Linked DNA regions of Homo sapiens: region 1 is linked to region 2. A link is a loop called in an ENCODE intact Hi-C map of the cell type or tissue named here. Cell type or tissue: dorsolateral prefrontal cortex. All regions are shown on one strand.

Region 1 (8,000 bases), 96 kb after region 2:
CACCTGTGCAGTTGGGTCTGGTGGCCACACCTGGATCTCAAGTGGGTGGCAAGAACTCACCTCTCGGATTTTTCGCCTCTTGCCAAACATGATCTTCTGGTACAGGTACTTCTCCCGCTTCTTCATCATCATAATGGCCAGGCGCTTGGCCTCACTCTCCTCCTCCTGGGCCAGCCGCTGCTTATCCTCCAGCTTCAAGGTGCCTGCCATCACCCTGGGCTTCTGGGGACACAAGGAGGGTGCTTATGGGGGCAGGTTCTCCCGACCTCCACAGTCCTCTGGCTCCTGACCTTCTAGGCCAGAGCAGGCACCAAGCAGGGCTGCTTCCCAGGCCAAGCCCCGCATTGCAGCTCCCCCTACCTTCCCCTCCATCCTCTGCTCTTCCAGGGCTGCCAGCCGGGCCTCTTCCTCCTTTTCTGAACCAGCCTCTGCATCTTCCTCCTCCTCCTCATTTTCTCCCTCTTCATCACCATCACCTTCGTTGTTGTCGTCCTCTTCCTCCTCCTCTTCTGACTCATTCAGGTTTCCTAGAGAAAGCCAATGTCCTCTGAATGCCCTGGGAATCTACTGTCTCTCTGGCAGGGTGACAACAGGCCCAGGCCCCATCCTCTCTGACCCTGCCGTCTTTAGCCATGGGCAGTTCAGGGATGTCCCAATTGTGGCCCTCTCTTGCACCTCCCCACAGCCCAGCTGCCATCAGAGGAAATTCCAAGACCCCCAGTCCTGAGCTCTGTCGCCTCCAATGTAAACTCTGATGACAATGCAGCATGTTCTTCTGCTCAGTCATCCTGAACGTCAAATAACACCTGACCCCAGGAGGTAGATGTCCCTTCTCCTAAGCCTTATTCTACAGGTGACTTCAAAGGGCTTTCTGCTCCTACTGCCTGTTCCCTGGAGCTTTCCACCTTGGCAGCTAAGGGAAACAGCCAGCGTGGGCCCAGGGGTCAAGGCCAGCCCAGTCCCATCCCGCTCACCTGGGTCCTCTCCCCGCTGCAGAGCCAGCAGCTTCAGCTTCTCAGGTGGAACGTAATCTCCTTCCTTCTCGGTCACAAAGGGTGAAAGGTGTGGGGGCAGCTGCACCCCAGAGAAGTACTCTGCCACGGGGAGAAGGAGCCTGGCGTTCACTGAGTCAAACACCCACTGGGGCTGCACGTAGCACCTGGCGCAGAGTGGCAGGCAAAAACGAGTCACAGAGGGCAACTCAGGGTCCTGCTGCATCGCAGGGCCTTTGAGACAGGATACCCAGAAATCCGGACGAGGACCCTTGAGGGCCTACCTGCCAATGACTGAGGTCTGCTGCCCAGGCCGGTCGACAATCTGATGGGTGATGCGGGAGTCTGTGACGTCATAGGTGGCCCCAATGCACAAAGATTTGTCCCAGGACACTTCCCCACCAAAACTCCTACAGGGACAGGGAGAGCCCACACGGGTACACAGACATGAGCTGCCTGTCCTGAGACTCAGCTCCCTGGGACCTGCTGGCCACCCAGCCCATAAACTCACCCTCTTAGGACACAATTACCCCCTCCTCACCCCAGGATCCTTCAATCCTGGCTCAGCAGAGATCTGCCCACTGCCCATCCTTCTGTGCTAAGCTAGTAATAAAATGACGGCAGTTCCGCCCTCTGCTGAGCACTTCCTATGTGCTCAGTGCGGTGCCGAGCACTTTCCACACACTGTTTCATAAGAAGTGGAAACTGACACCATCCCAATGTTACCGATGGGCACCAGGGCAGGACCCAGACCAGAGCATGGCCGAACCAATGCTGTCAGCGGGCCCTTGAGCCTCCCTACCTGATGATGAAGGCCAGGGCCTCACGGGGCACCTCTCGGTTCAGGAAGAACTTCAGGCCCTCAAAAAGCTTCTTGTGCTTCTCCTGCGCCTCCAGCTCCTTCCTGCGGTCTTCCTCCTGCGCTGACATCTCCTGTTGAGAAAGGGGCCAGGCCTCGCACCACCAGGGCTGCCCACCCCCACTGGAGGGCCAGGGCTGGAGATAACGTCCACTCCAGCTTCCTTCTAGATCCTGGATCCTGCCTTCAAAGGAAACTCCAAGGCCCCACTCCTGAGCTCTGTTGCCTCCTATGTAAACTCTGATGACAATTCAGCCCATTCTTCTGCTCAGTTGCTTTGACCATCAAATAACACCTAATTATAGGATGCAAATGTCCCTAAGCTGGGAAACCCCCCACACGACCCCTCCCAGCCCTCCTGCCAGAAGGCAGTGCAGTGCTCACCCCATCGGTGGGAAACTCATCCACCTCGGCCTCCTCCTCTGTGGCAGGCACCACCACGCGGGCCAGGCTGGCACTGAGGGCTGCCAGTTTCTACAGGAGAGAAGGGGGCTGCTTGCAGTGGGGGACCTCATGCGGGCATGTGGCCAGGGTGGGGAGGGGCAGCAGTGACAGTCCTGGGCATCAGCAGGTGTGGGTTCCAAGGGCAGGCTGAGACCACCCACCTAGCCATAACCACCCCCACTCTGAACCAGACCCCCAGAGGTGTTGGGGACAGAGACCACTCCCTTGGGAGATGCCGGATGATGCTCCTGGAGCCTCTCACCTCCATACAACTCTCGGAGTCCAACGCGTAGGTGCCCTCACCGGCCTTTGCCTCTGCTTGGGCCTGACCCTCGAGCTAGTAGGCAAAGGGAAGGTCAGGAGGCAGAGGACAGCCACAGCCCCTCGCCTCTGTGTGGACAGAGAAGGGCTGTGGCCCCTGCACGGCGAGCAGAAGGCACTGGGCTGGGGTCCTACCTTCGGGGGATAGTGGAGGTTGAGCAACTGGTAAAGGCGGAAGTTGACAAAGCCCAGCAGCGTGGTGTAGAACTCGGTGAAGGTGGCCATGACCCTGTAGTCCACGTCTGTCGGGTGCTGGGGAACACAAGAGATGCATGAGCAGTGTGGGTGCAGGGATGGGGGCAAAGGAGGGACAGACAACCCACAGAGTGGAGGGTGTCTGACCTACCCAAAGACCCCAAGCTCCTCAAGAAGGCTCTGCCCTTAAGGCGCTGCCCTAGGGAAGGGGTGGCATGGATCTTCCCACCAGGGGCGTTCCGGCCACAAGTGTTCCCAGCCACAAGTGAGGCTCTGGATAGGGGTCCCAAGGGTTAGACGCATCCTGGAAGTCAGTGCCAGACCCCCATAAAAGAGTGAGAAAAGGGACCCTGGTCCCTGCTGCTCCGAAGACTGGCTGGCCCTCCCCTCCCTGCTCCGGCTCTCCCACTTCCTTCAGGTCTAGCTCAGACTCGGACAGACCACTTTCCGACCTGGCCAGAGCTCCTGCCTTCTACATCACCTAGTCTACAATCTTTGCTGCATGTCTGCTGCTGGGCTAGCGTGTGAGCACCAGAGGGTGGTGCTCCCAGCGCTGTCTCTAGCCCAGAGGGGCTGGCAAAACCTTGGCTGACTAAGGTGCCTTGGGAAGGCCAGGCCCAGCGGGGGCGGGGGAAGCATGGGGCTCAGGCCGCCCACTGAGTCCCACCTCTGAACCTTGGGATGGACACTCAGAATTGAGTGACTCCCTCCTTGGGCCCAAGCCAGGTCCAGAGGCATGACCCGAGGGGCCAGGGTAGGCTGGCAGCTGGCCTGGCTCAGCCCCCAGGGAGCTCTTGGGAAATGGCCAGCAGACAAAACTACTTTTTGCTCAGGGAAAAGGCACAGAGCTGTCATCCCAGCAGCAGGGGACACAGAAGGCTCATCTTTGCCCTGGAGCAGTTAATAGGGCAAAACAGGGCAAAGAACTGAGGCCCAGACAGAATCACAACTCTTGAGCAGTTCTGCCCCCTAAAACCATGGAGGCCGAGCCAGCCCATTTGGCCCCCAGGACGCGGCAGGATGTTCCGAGCAACGTGAAAATCAGTAGTGATCACCATGGGTGCCGGGTGTGCCCATGACTCTTAGCTGTTCCGCTATTCTGCTGCCAGACAGTGACCTGTGCTGTGAGAGCACATAGGGCCAAGAGAAGCCCTGCCTGTTCCCTCACTCACACCGCCATCCTTCCATGAGAATCTGTGAGGGCCCCTGACAGGCACATCTGGGGACCAACCCCATTTCCCACAGCCCAGCACTGAGCAGGGAGACCCCGCCCCTACAACCAGCCTGAGTTCCACAGCTATGAACCCAACCCTGGCTGCTCACAGGAGGGGCACAACTGGGCTCCGCTACGACCTAGTGCCAGTCCTCCCCATCCGCTGAGAGGAAGCAACGGCAGTGAACTGGCCAAGGAGGAAAGGGGAATGCGTGGCTGGCTCCCTTCCCCCAGGGCCAGCTGTGTGGAGGCCGGCCCACCACAGGGCCCTATTCACCACCAGGGAGGACACACAAAGACCAGTCTGAGCAGCATGGGGGCAGGACATCAGAGAGAAGGAAGGACCAAGAGGAAGGCAGGAAGGAAGGAGGAGGAGAGGAGGGCTGGGGAAGGGAAGAAGGAAGGGCCACCCACACGTGCCCCAGGGGGAGAGGGAACAGGGACTGCTGAGGGCCAAGCCCGCCTCTCACTCGCAAACAGGCCACAGCCTCACCACCAGACAGCCAGTCAGGGTAGGTTCCAGTCCTTGCAACCCCACCCACAAGGGATCATAAGTAACAGCCCAGGGCACCTAGAGTCCCAGCTCCCCCTGGAGCCCCTGATAATCTGGGCAGCAGAGCCACTGTGCTAACTGGACCGGCAGCGGCTGCTCTCCGCTGAAGGCACCAGTTCCCACTCAATGATCAAGCAAGGTGGGCTAAATGCAGGCCACCAGCACAGGGAGGCAGGAGAGCCTGGCCCACCTGCGGGGCACTAGAAGCTCCATGAGAGGGCAAAACCAGGGTTTCTCTCAGTGGATCCCTGCCAACAATTCCCAGGATTTCAAAGAGATAAAGAAAAAGGCTGGGCTCTGTGGCTCACGCCTATAATCCTAGCACTTTGGGAGGCTGAGATTGGAGGACTGCTTGAGCTCAGGAGTTCCAGACCAGTCTGGGTAATATAGTGAGACCCTATCTCTATTTTAAAAGAAAAAGAAAACAATATATGTAGGAAACAGTGCCACATGCTAAGTGCTTCTCCTGTGCTCACCGTTCCCCTTCTCTCCCAGTCCCCGAGTCCTGTGGGGCAGAGAGGCAGGAAGGGGGAAGCAGAGAAGGGAGGCAAGGCCACTTGGCCAAGGTCTGGCAGCTATCGGCAGCAAAGCAGGGACGAGGAGCCCAGTAGGTTCGAGGGCAGGGCTCTGCCACTGTCCCCGTGGTGGCACCACATGGTGCTGGGCATGCAGGCTGGGTATGGCCCTGATAGCTGTTCTCACTGTTTATTCGGCCCTAAAAGGCCAAGCACCAGGCACTGTTAAGGGTGTAGACACTGTTAACTGAGGCACAGAGAGGTGAAAGGAACACGTCCAAGGGCACGCAGCTGGCAGGTGCTGCCATAGGGCTAGCTTAGGCTCCCGCTCTTAATGAGGATGCTGTGTGGCACATTCTGCCGCGCCTCACCCCTCATCAACAGTTGGGAACCCAGCACTTGCTAAACTCCATGGACAGCAAAATCCCCCTTCCTCCACATCCATATCTGTCTAGGAGGCAGCACAAGCCCGTCCCCTCCCGACAGGCACACTCACGTCATGGGAGAAGGCATAGGGAGTGATCCACACGATGGGCTGCCCCAGTACCTCGGCCTGGTAGTAAATGCCTTTGATGGACAGGAAGACCTAGGGGAGAGGAGGAGACATCTGGGTGAAGACCATGGGGTGGCAGGAGAGGGGGCAGGGTGGGATGCCAGCCGGGCAGTCCCAGGCTCACCTTGCGCAGGGCACGGGCAGCGATAATGTAGTGCATGAACTCCACAGTGAGCCGGCGGCACAGCTGAATGGTCTGCACGTGGCACTTGCCAGTCCGCGGGAAGGTGGAAAACAGGAAGCACATGGAGAGGGCATCGTCCAGGTCCCGCAGGGCATCGATGAACGTGGGATACCTGCATGGCCAGTGAGGCAGCACATGGGGCCTGTTCAGCGTGGGTGCCAAGGGGGACCCTGATCTCCTTATCCCACCCCAGATGCCCCGTTCCTCAAGCCAGGCCTCACCACTGCCACCTCCTGACCTGGCAGGAGCAGCTTCCCCACAGCTGACCACAGCCCCTAGGAGGAACCACTTAACCAGGATGCGCCCACTAGGCTCTGAGGACCAGAGAAGTCCCGATGGGGGTCCTCAAGACACCGAATGCTCACCAAAGACCCAGCCTTGACCCACGTGCGGATTTTGTGGTGCACGACGGTAGACGGAGTCAGGGGCTCTATGACTCTCTTTGAAGGTGGAAACTTTAGTGCACAGACACTCTACAGGGAGGTCCAAAATGGAAAATGGGAAACCGAAGCTGCCCTGGTGGAGCAGGGAGCGGGGTGGGGGCTGCTTCCCCTCAGCAGCACTTATGACTGGGCCTGGCCACCGGTCGCCAGCGTAGGTTATGTCTTCCATGCCTCTCATCCCTTGGACATGTCTAGTTGGCAGAACCAATGAGACCCAGGGAATTGGGTCCAGGAAGAGCCAGAGCAGAATGTGTTTCGGGGAATCCTCTGGTAAATGACGAAGCCAACAAGGATGAGCCACCCTGGGCACTGTGTGGCTGCCCTGTTGAGGGACAGAGGCATGGGTCACAGAGAAGACACGGAACCACAAGTAACGACACCTGGATTCCAGTCCCGGTCTGAGCTGTGACCCAGACTCTTCATTTACAACTGGGCTCTTGCAGCTCCCTAGAAACACCTTGAGCCCAAGCGGACAGACAGAGCTTCAAGCCTCTCTCCCGCAGCCACAGCAGCTGCCAGAGACGCTGGCATCCAAACTGCCTTCCAGGAAGCTACCTTTTCAAAAATCATTTTTGTTACTTTTTCTATTTTCTTTTTTCCAAATGCCCAGTCTTCAAGGAGAAGAAGCTTCCTTTTGAAGAATGGGTTCTGGTCAGGGGTTGGGGGGAGTGGGGGCAGGGGTTAAAAAAAAAAAAAAGAATGGGTTCTGCTATTTCAAAAAAGACTCCAAAATCCATGAGACCAGACATTGCCAAGGTCCTTCCAGCCCCAGATAGCATCACTCACTGCTGCGAGTCAGAAGTCTGCCAGGTCTTCAAACCCATGCCAAGATGCAAGAAAGGCCTGCAGAGACCTCTGATGAGGCAGCAGAACAGCTGTCTGGTTTCTTGGTGCAGAGGTGGCGGCCTCAACTGGCCCCCTCTGGTGCCTTGTAGTTTCCTCACTCTCCACCTCACAGACAAAACCAAGAACCCAGGCTTTCTGTAGAAACAGCACCAGCATTTCTGGGCCAACTGCTTTTCTTTCTTAAGCTCTGGCTCTAGCTAAGGAGCTGGGGATGGTGTAGTATGAGATCACCACAACCACATCACCACACTTGGTGTGTGTATGAATCCAGGCACTTGCTTTTCGTGTGTGGCTTTTTTTCATTTATTTCACCTAACACTGTGTGCCACAGGCAGGACAGGAACTACCATCATCTCTTCTGAAGATGGGGACCTGCTCGGGCTAGGAAATACCCTCTGGCCACCCAGCTCATGTGCCACACAGCTGGGATGCGAACACCAGCTGTCTAGCTCCTAGGCCAGGGCACTTCCTGTGACAGCCCACAGCCAGGTTGGATGAAGCCAACCCGAGCCATCCTAGAGCTCAGTGTTCCTGGGCCATCAGCCTCCAAAGATGACAGACATTTACCAGTCCAGGGGTTCTGAACTTTACCACTACTGACATTCCGGGTCAGACTATTCTATGTTGTGGGGGACTACTATAGCGTATTTAGCAGCATCACTGGCCTCTCTCCACTCAACACCAATAGCACGTCCATCCAAGTCGTGAGAACCAAAAAGAGTCTCCAGACATTGCCAAATGTCCACTGGAAAAGCAAGATCACCCCTGATTAAGAATTGCTGATTTAGGCTGAGTGCGGTGACTCACACCTGTAATCCCAGCACTTTGAGAGGCCGAGGTGGGTAGATCACGTGAGGTCAGCCTGGCCAACATGGGGAAACC
Region 2 (8,000 bases):
AATCTTCTATTCTATGGATAGACCACGTTTTGTTTATCTGTTCATCAGTTGATGGACATTTGGGTTATTTCCGCTTTTTTGGCTATTATGAATAATGTTGGTATGACTATGTTTTGTATCAGTTTTTGTGGGAACATAGGTTTTCACTTCTTTTGGGTATAACCTTAGGAGTGGAATTGCTGGCTTGTATAGTGATTCTATATTTAACCTTTGAGGAACTGCCTTTCTATTTTCCAATGTGGCTACACTATTTTACATTCCCACTAGCAGTGTATGAGGGCCGCAATTTCTTCACATCCTTGCCAACATCGTTCACATCTTTTGTTATTTTCCATTTGCTTTTTTTTTTTTTATCATAGCCATTGTAGTGGCTGTCAAGTGGTATCTCATTGTGGTTTTGAATTGCATTTCTCCAACAACTATGCAATTGAGCATCTTTTCATGTGCTTATTGGCCATTTGTATATTGTCTATGGAGAAATGTCTAGTCAAACTTTAAAAATGTCTATCTATTGGACCAGGCACGGTGGCTCACACCTGTAATCCCAGCACTTTGGGAGGCCGAGGTGGGTTGATCACTTGAGGTCAAGAGTTCGAGACTAGCCGGACCAACATGGTGAAACCTCGTCTCTACTAAAAATACAAAAATAAATTAGCTGGGCATGGTGGTGCATGGTATCACCAGGTTGCCCAGGATGGTCTCAAACTCCTGAGCTCAAGCAATCTGCCTGCCTCGGCCTCCCAAAGTGCTAGGATTACAGGCATGAGCCACTGTGCCTGGCCTTGATACAGATTCTTTATTGCTTAGTTTCATCTCCCTTCTTCTCTCAGAAATTAAAATTAAGTATGATCATGATGACGATGTTGATGATACTGCTGCTGCTGCTGTCTGTACTACGCAATACCAATGGCCACCAAGAAGTCAAGACACTCTGGAGAAGACTCCAAAGACCTCTGAGGTGGGAACACAAATCCTGGTCAAGTTCATAAGGATTTCCCTTTCCTCTTTCATACAACACCCTTGCTATTTATTACAGGAATGGGTTGCTATGGTTACAGGAACATGGGGGAGGACAGTGAATGATTCTATAAAGTGAAAGAGGCCTTAATTTGTATGTTGTCTAGGGTTGGAGCTGGCACATCTCTTCCCACAATGCCTGGGGTTACCCAAAGGGCATCAAGTGTCCCAAATTCTTCATGCCAAACTGGTCTCTGTTTTCATTGGCATTTGTGGAAAGCCTGTAGTGCCTAAGGCTACTGGGGAGAGGACCTGGGTCTGAGGGTGATCACCAACAAAAGAGCCCAAGCAGTTGTCATTCCTCTCCCAACCCTGGGCAAATAATCCACAAATAGTTCAGAAATGGATGCTGCTGAAACATGGGCCTGGCTATCTGGATTTGAATCTTAACTTCACCTCTAATGTGTTGTGTGATCTTGAGTCTCACAAGGAAATTGAAGCTGGTAACATCTCCTTCTTACAGGGTACTGAGATGACCAGTGTAGAAGAGACCAATAAGCTACCTCACCTACTGCCTAGCACATGGTAAGTGATCAACAGTGTAGGCCTTTACCGCTATTACGAGGCTAGTCACCCAGCCTGCTTTCAGCTCCAAGACTAGGACACAGCTAGGCGAGCCCATTCTTTCCTGTTGCTTCTCCCCTGTTCTGTGGCTACCCTGCTCTACCCTCTTCTTGGGTCTCTCTGAAGTAGTGGGTCATGCTGCCAGACTCTGCCCTTTGGCGGTGCTCTTGGCATGACCCAACCTGGGTGTGGACGGTCCAGGGAAGCACATGGCTCTGGTGGTAAATGGTCCAGGAAGGCACATGGAGTCTCTGGAGTCAGACATCCTGAGTTCCAACCCTGGTGCCACCACTGAGCAAATGTCTGTTTCTGAGCCTTACTTTCCTCTCCTGTAAAACAGGAATAATTATGTTTATTTTATTATTTTATTTTATTTTATTTTAAGACAGAGTCTCACTCTGTCACCAGGCTGGAGTGCAGTGGCGCGATCTCGGATCACTGCAACCTCCACCTCCCCGGTTCAAGCAATTCTCCTGCCTCAACCTCCCGAGTAGCTGGGATTACAGGTGTGTGCCACTATGCCCAGCTAATTTTTGTATTTTTAGTAGTGGCGGGGTTTCACCATGTTGGCTAGGATGGTCTCGATCTCCTGACCTCATGATCCGCCCGCCTCGGCCTCCCAAAGTGCTGGGATTACTGGTGTGAGCCACCGCACCTGGTCTATGTTTATTTTATAAGGCTGCCATGAAGATTAAACAAAGTGGCATAGATAGAGCCACAAGCTTATGCAGGTGCTTAGTAAATGGTATCTGGTTTTTTTTTGGAACCTCTGGGAAGTGCAGCTGGGGTGTGGGGAAGGGACCCTAACTGATAGGGCCTGGGTGGCGGTGTGGCCTAGGGAAGGCCTTTCAAGACAGGGTTCCAGTGCCCTTGAGCGTGCATTTAACAAGGTTGGAGAGGGAGTCCTAGGCTGAAGGTACAGCATGAGCAAAGGCAGAGGGGCAGGAAAGAGCTTGATGAATTGGTGAATTTAAGTCATGGGATGTGTCTGGAACTGGGGTGCAGTGGCCAGGTTGCAGAGGGCCTTGCAAGCTACCACTGAGGCTGATTTTACCCAGGGGTACGTGGGGCACTAGAGAAGGGCTTATGCAGAGAATGATGTGATCAGATTTGCATTTCAGAAAGATTTTATTCTGGCTGCCCTGCGGAATCTGGACAGGAGTGGGTAGAAATGGGCACAGAGAGGGTACGGTGGCTCACACCTGTAACCCCAGCACTCTGGGAGGCCAAAGTGGGAGGATTGCTTGAGTCCAGGAGTTCAAGACCAGCCTGGGCTTCATAACAAAACCCTATCTCTACAAAAAATAAAAAATTAGCTAAACATGGTGGTGCACACCTGTAGTCCCTGCTACTCAGGAGGTGAGGTGGAAGGATCACCCGAGCCCAGGAGGTCGAGGCTACAGTGATGATTGTACCACTGCACTCCAGCCTGGGCAACAGAGTGACACCCTGTCTCAAAAAAAAAAGAAAAAGAAAAAGAAACGGAGCCTGCAAGTGACAGACCCAGGATCTAAAACGAGGTCAGGCTGCCTTTTTCCGCCACTCCAGGTGGCCCCACGAACAGCCTGGGCCTGGTGAACTTGGCTTCAACCGGCCTGGAAAGTAACCTTCCAATGAGCCCATGCTAAGGGCCACCCCAGTTCACGCTCCTGGTGGACAGGGGTGCGGCTGGCCCAACACTGCCCCCTGGTGGTTAAAAGCAGAAGTCCCCTGAGCATCGCTCAGTTTGGGCCGGGCCTCCTCCCTACCCGCACACCAAGTGTGCGGTCTGGTAGATGGACACAGATTCACGGCTTACCTCTCCCGCTTTGTGTTGTGTGATGTGATAATTCACTTCCTGCCCTGAGCCTCACTTTCCTCATCTGTAGGCTGCGGATGGTGCTTCCTGCCTCAGCTTGGGCCTGGCTCACAGTCGGTATTTGGGCATGGAGCTGGCACCATCACTTCCCACCGAGATGCACAAACGTCTGAGCAGCTTTCTCCCAATCCTGGGCCTTCCCTCCACCCCAGGAACCCAGCACCTCACTTTGTCCCACTGTGTGGCCCCCTGCCCCACACTGGCCTTCCCTGCAGGGGCCCACACGCCATCAACCCTCGTCTCCCCTACTGCAGGCTGGGGGCACCAGCGGCAGCTGACCTGGGTACTGGTTCACTGGACACAGAGGCTTTGGCCAAGGCACTGCCCCCTGCTGAGCTTCGGTTTCCTGGCCTGTAAAATGGGGCTATAATCTCTGTCTGCTTCAGGACTTAATGTGAAGCGGCTGTGCAAACTGTGGAGTGCTGTGCCATGAAGCTCTGGTGAAGACCTACTCTGAGCACCTGCCTAGACTTTCTTACAGTGGTGTCCTCCCTAGCTTGGGCTCCTTGGGCAGTGAGGTGGGCTGGGGCAGGTGAGCCTCTCCAACAGCCATTGAAACACCCGCAACCCTGGGGCCTGGGGTGGTGGCTCACGCCTGTAATTCCAACACTTTGGGAGGCCAAGGTGGGAGGACCACTTCAGGCCAGGAGTTCGAGACCAGTCTGGGCAACATAGTGAGACCCCATTTCCAAAAAAAAAAAATTAGCCAGGTGCAGTGGTGCACACCTGTGGTCCCAGCTACTCAGGATGCTGAGGCAAAAGGATGGTTTTTGCCGGAGTTCAAGGCTGCAGTGATCTATGACTGGGCCACTGCACTCCAGCCTGAGAAACAGAGTAAGACCCTATCTCAAAAAAAAAAAAAAAAAAAAAGGAAAACACGCCCATGGGTCCTTGACCTGCTGCCCTCCTCACCTGCTTCTCCCCAAAGACTGTGGGGACTTCCAGGGAGGAGATGGGCTAGGGAGAGCAGGTCCCACCTCCATTATCTGGACAGGTGAGGCCTGGGTATTTCCAATTGCCTCATTTTGAGCAAGAGTTTTGATCTGTGGCCTCCTGCCAAGATTTTGCCATTCTTTCCTGACAAACTACACGGCTGTTTTGTAACCGGCATTATAAAATGGTTTTATTAATTATTAATAACTATTTAATGTGTACACAGTTATCCATGAAGAAATAGGAAATACCAGTGAGTTGTTACCAGCGTTGCCCCAGGCTGGGAGAGCCCTTCCAGCTTTCCTTTGGCCTCTGACACCCCTGCCCCACTGACCGCCCACCCCCCATTCCTGTCTGGAAGGCTCGCCTGCCATCATCCCGCACATCCGACAGCTCTCCCTTCAGGGTCACCTCCTCCTTGGACAAAGCATACGTGACCCCTTGTCAGGTTTCTTGGCTGGGTGCTCCCCCAGAGTTTGGCTCCTGCCCCCAACCAAGCATGCATGGTGACAATGCACCCACTTGATAACTGATCACTGGTGTCACTTCCACCTCCCTCCCTCCATGAGCGCAAACCTCCGGTTAATACAGTTGGGTCAGCCCAGGGTCCTCGGTGTCCCCAGAGTCTGCCATGCCTGGTGCTGGGCAGATACTCAATAAACACCCAAAATCAGGCCGGGCTCAGTGGCTCACACCTGTGACCTCAGCACTTTGGGAAGCTGAGGCAGGGAGGATGGCTTGAGCCTAGAAGTTCAAGACCAGCCTGGGCAACATAGCAAGACCCCTGTCTCTACTTTTTTTTCTTTTTTTTTTTGAGACGGAATCTCGCTCTGTCGCCCAGGCTGGAGTGCAGTGGCGTGATCTCGCCTCACTGCAAGCTCCGCCTCCAGATTCACGTCATTCTCCTGCCTCAGCCCCTCGAGTAGCTGGGACTACAGGTGCCCGCCATCACGCCCAGCTAATTTTTTGTATTTTTAGTAGAGACAGGGTTTCACCGTGTTAGCCAGGATGGTCTCCATCTCCTGATCTCGTGATCTGCCCGCCTCGGCCTCCCAAAGTGCTGGGATTACAGGCGTGAGCCACCGCGCCCGGCCTGTCTCTACTTTTAAAAAATTAAATTAAATTAAATTAATATCAATGAGTGAATAAATGAAGAAACAAACTTTGGGCAAGCCACTGCCCCTCTCTGGGTGACTTTTTTTTTTCAGTTTTGTAAAAAAGTGACAGTGTTAAAAATTAGACATGGAGGCCAGGCATGGTGGCTCATACCTGTAATCCCAGCACTTTGGGAGGCTGAGCCAGGCAGATCACTTGAGGTCAGGGGTTTGAGATCAGCCTGGCCAACATGGTGAAACCCCATCTCTACTAAAAATACAAAAATCAGCCAGGTGTGGTGGTGCATGTCTGTAGTCCCAGCTACTCGGGAGGCTGAGGTGGGAGAATCGCTTGAACCTGGGAGGTGAATGTTGTAGTGAGCTGAGATCGCGCCACTGTACTCCAGTCTAGGCAACAGAGACTCTATCTCAGAAAAGAAAAGAAAAAAAATAATTGGAAATGGGTTGCTGAGGACATGTGCCCCTGCTCCCTGCTGAGCTCCCAGTGTGCCCCTCCCCTCCTGAATTGGTAGGAGATTCTGCTCTCACCTCTGCAGGCGATCACTGCTCACTGCAATTCAGTCACTAGTGCCTGCACCTGACCCCATTTTTGTTTGCCACCCCCGCAGCCAGCCCGTATTTGTGATCACGGCCCTGTGATCAGAGTCTCAGGAAACACTTGTGCATGGGGCAGAGCAATCCTTGCTGCCTGCAAGGAAACCAGACAAGGCTGTGCTGATGGAAAATCGGCTGTAGTTACATGGGCAAGAATCAGAGTTCAAGTCTAGGAACCCCTGGTTTTTAGGCAGAGGACATCAAGGCAGAGGATGTCAAAGCTGAAGTGAGGCATTACAATCCCCCATCATGACAACCGGTGGGCCTTGTGAAATTTAGCACAGGTCCTCCCGGCTCCAGTTGGCCACAGCCTGCCATGGAAGCCCAAGTGCCTCTGGGCACTCCAAATATCACTGCATCTGGGAAAGCAGCAGACAGCGTGGCCATGCAGTGCAACAGGGTAGTGGGGATGCCTGTCACATCTCCGATGCAGAGGCAGCCCCTGGACATGGGGATGTCCTGTGACTCTTGCCCGACAGCCCAGGCCATCTCCTTGGAGCCAGCGCAGCCATTTTTTTTTTTTTTTTTTTTTTTGCCAATCTGCTCAAACACCCAGTTGGAACAGGAATGCCTCGTGGCACTGGCTTTAGGAGTTTAATCTAGATGGTTTGCTGTTTCTAGCAGCAGAGCACCTGTTCAGACTCTACGTATATGCACCCATGAATGGTGCAGCTGCCAAGAGAACCAAAGCTAAATGTTGGCAGGATCACAGCAGGTGTGGAGGGGAGGTCACTGGGAATTCCCTGGAGACTCAGTCGTTACCCACTCAACTGGAAGGCTGAGCATGGCTTTTTCCTCTGATGGTTACCCATGCCAGGCCCCACCTCTCCATGTCCAATGTTCTTTCTTTATTTGTTTGTTTGTTTGTTTGTTTGTTTAGAGACGGAGTCTGGCTCTGTTGCCCAGGCTGGAGTGCAGTGGCACGATCTCAGCTCACTACAACCTCCGCCTCCTGGGTACAAGCGATTCTCCTGCCTCAGCCTCCTGAGTAGCTGGGATTACAGGTGCACGCCACCATGCCCGGCTAATTTTTGTATTTTTAGTAGAGACAGGGTTTCACCATGTTGCCCAGGCTGGTCCCGAACTCCTGATCTCAGGTGATCTGCCCAACTCAGCCTCCCAAACTGCTGGGATTATAGGCGTGAGCCACCACGCCCAGTCCATTTCCAATTTTCCATCCAGTGGTGGCAGAACAAACTTGGATGGGCCCCAGTGCTCTGCTGGAACCAGGACCCTCACCCAGCTGCCTCCAGCTGGGCCTGCCCACCCCTGCTGACCTCCTACATGCAGAGAACAGGGCTTCTCTGCTCTTCAGGCCTGAAGCTGTGATGTCCACAGGACCTAGGAACCACGCACACCCCCTGAAGCTGGAACACCAGGCATGGGTGAGTCCTGGGTGGCTGGATCTTGTCAAGATGGGTGAAAGGGCAGCTTCTGCAAGCAGGACCCATCCTCAGTGGACTGGATCATCTTCAGCGTTCTCATTCTCAGCCGCATTCTCTGGGAACAGGGAAAGAGGTTCCTGTCTGAATCTTCAGCATGGGCTATGCACTGGTGGCCCCTTCCTGCTTGGCCACTGTGCCAGGTGAGCCTACAATGAGATGAAATGGTGACGTGGGACAAGTGGCTCTCTGCAGCCACCTCCAGCACCACCCTGCCTGGGAAGGCAGGGGTCAGAGGGGTGGGTGTGAAGGGGTTGGAGTGCACAGGTAGAGGTGGCTGGGGTCTTCACTGTGTTGGGGAGGGTCTCATCGCCTTGAGACTCTGCAGCGTCTCCTCAGAGGCCTTGTCGGGAAGCAGCACCTCCACAGTGTAGCTGAGCTTCTTGGCATGCATCCGGCTGTAGGTGTTGTCGAAGCGCAGGACATCTGCAGTGATGGAGAGGTGATCAGGGAGCACAAACCCCGCACATCTGCAGG

The links. Peaks named below come from ENCODE experiments on the same cell type or tissue, not always from the same donor. Only the 100,000 strongest peaks of a DNase experiment are listed, where the experiment ranks them.
Region 1: it touches region 2 in a loop (1.9-fold over the local background); 2 of 110 quality-filtered maps call a loop at or near these places.

Annotation. Positions count from the first base shown.
Region 1 is chr22:30,578,777-30,586,776 of GRCh38, forward strand. It overlaps PES1 (pescadillo ribosomal biogenesis factor 1), which reads right to left. Exons shown (of 15, transcript NM_014303.4): 5 at 5,770-5,941; 6 at 5,589-5,678; 7 at 2,752-2,868; 8 at 2,558-2,632; 9 at 2,236-2,325; 10 at 1,795-1,925; 11 at 1,277-1,402; 12 at 975-1,159; 13 at 361-527; 14 at 61-222. Among named protein-coding and RNA genes, the nearest start is that of GAL3ST1, 8.1 kb to the left of the region's middle. RefSeq lists an enhancer at 7,869-8,000. In dorsolateral prefrontal cortex, no CTCF peak of the experiment used is centred here; a DNase peak (open chromatin) is centred at 4,225; H3K27ac peaks cover 2,558 bases.
Region 2 is chr22:30,482,298-30,490,297 of GRCh38, forward strand. SEC14L4 (SEC14 like lipid binding 4) reads right to left here. Exons shown (of 12, transcript NM_174977.4): 12 at 6,605-7,949. The coding sequence ends at 7,810. LOC107985579 (a long non-coding RNA gene) reads left to right here and starts at 777. Exons shown (of 3, transcript XR_001755490.2): 1 at 777-958; 2 at 1,481-1,542; 3 at 3,450-4,087. In dorsolateral prefrontal cortex, CTCF peaks have their summits at 3,268 (motif pointing left) and 3,473; a DNase peak (open chromatin) is centred at 3,264.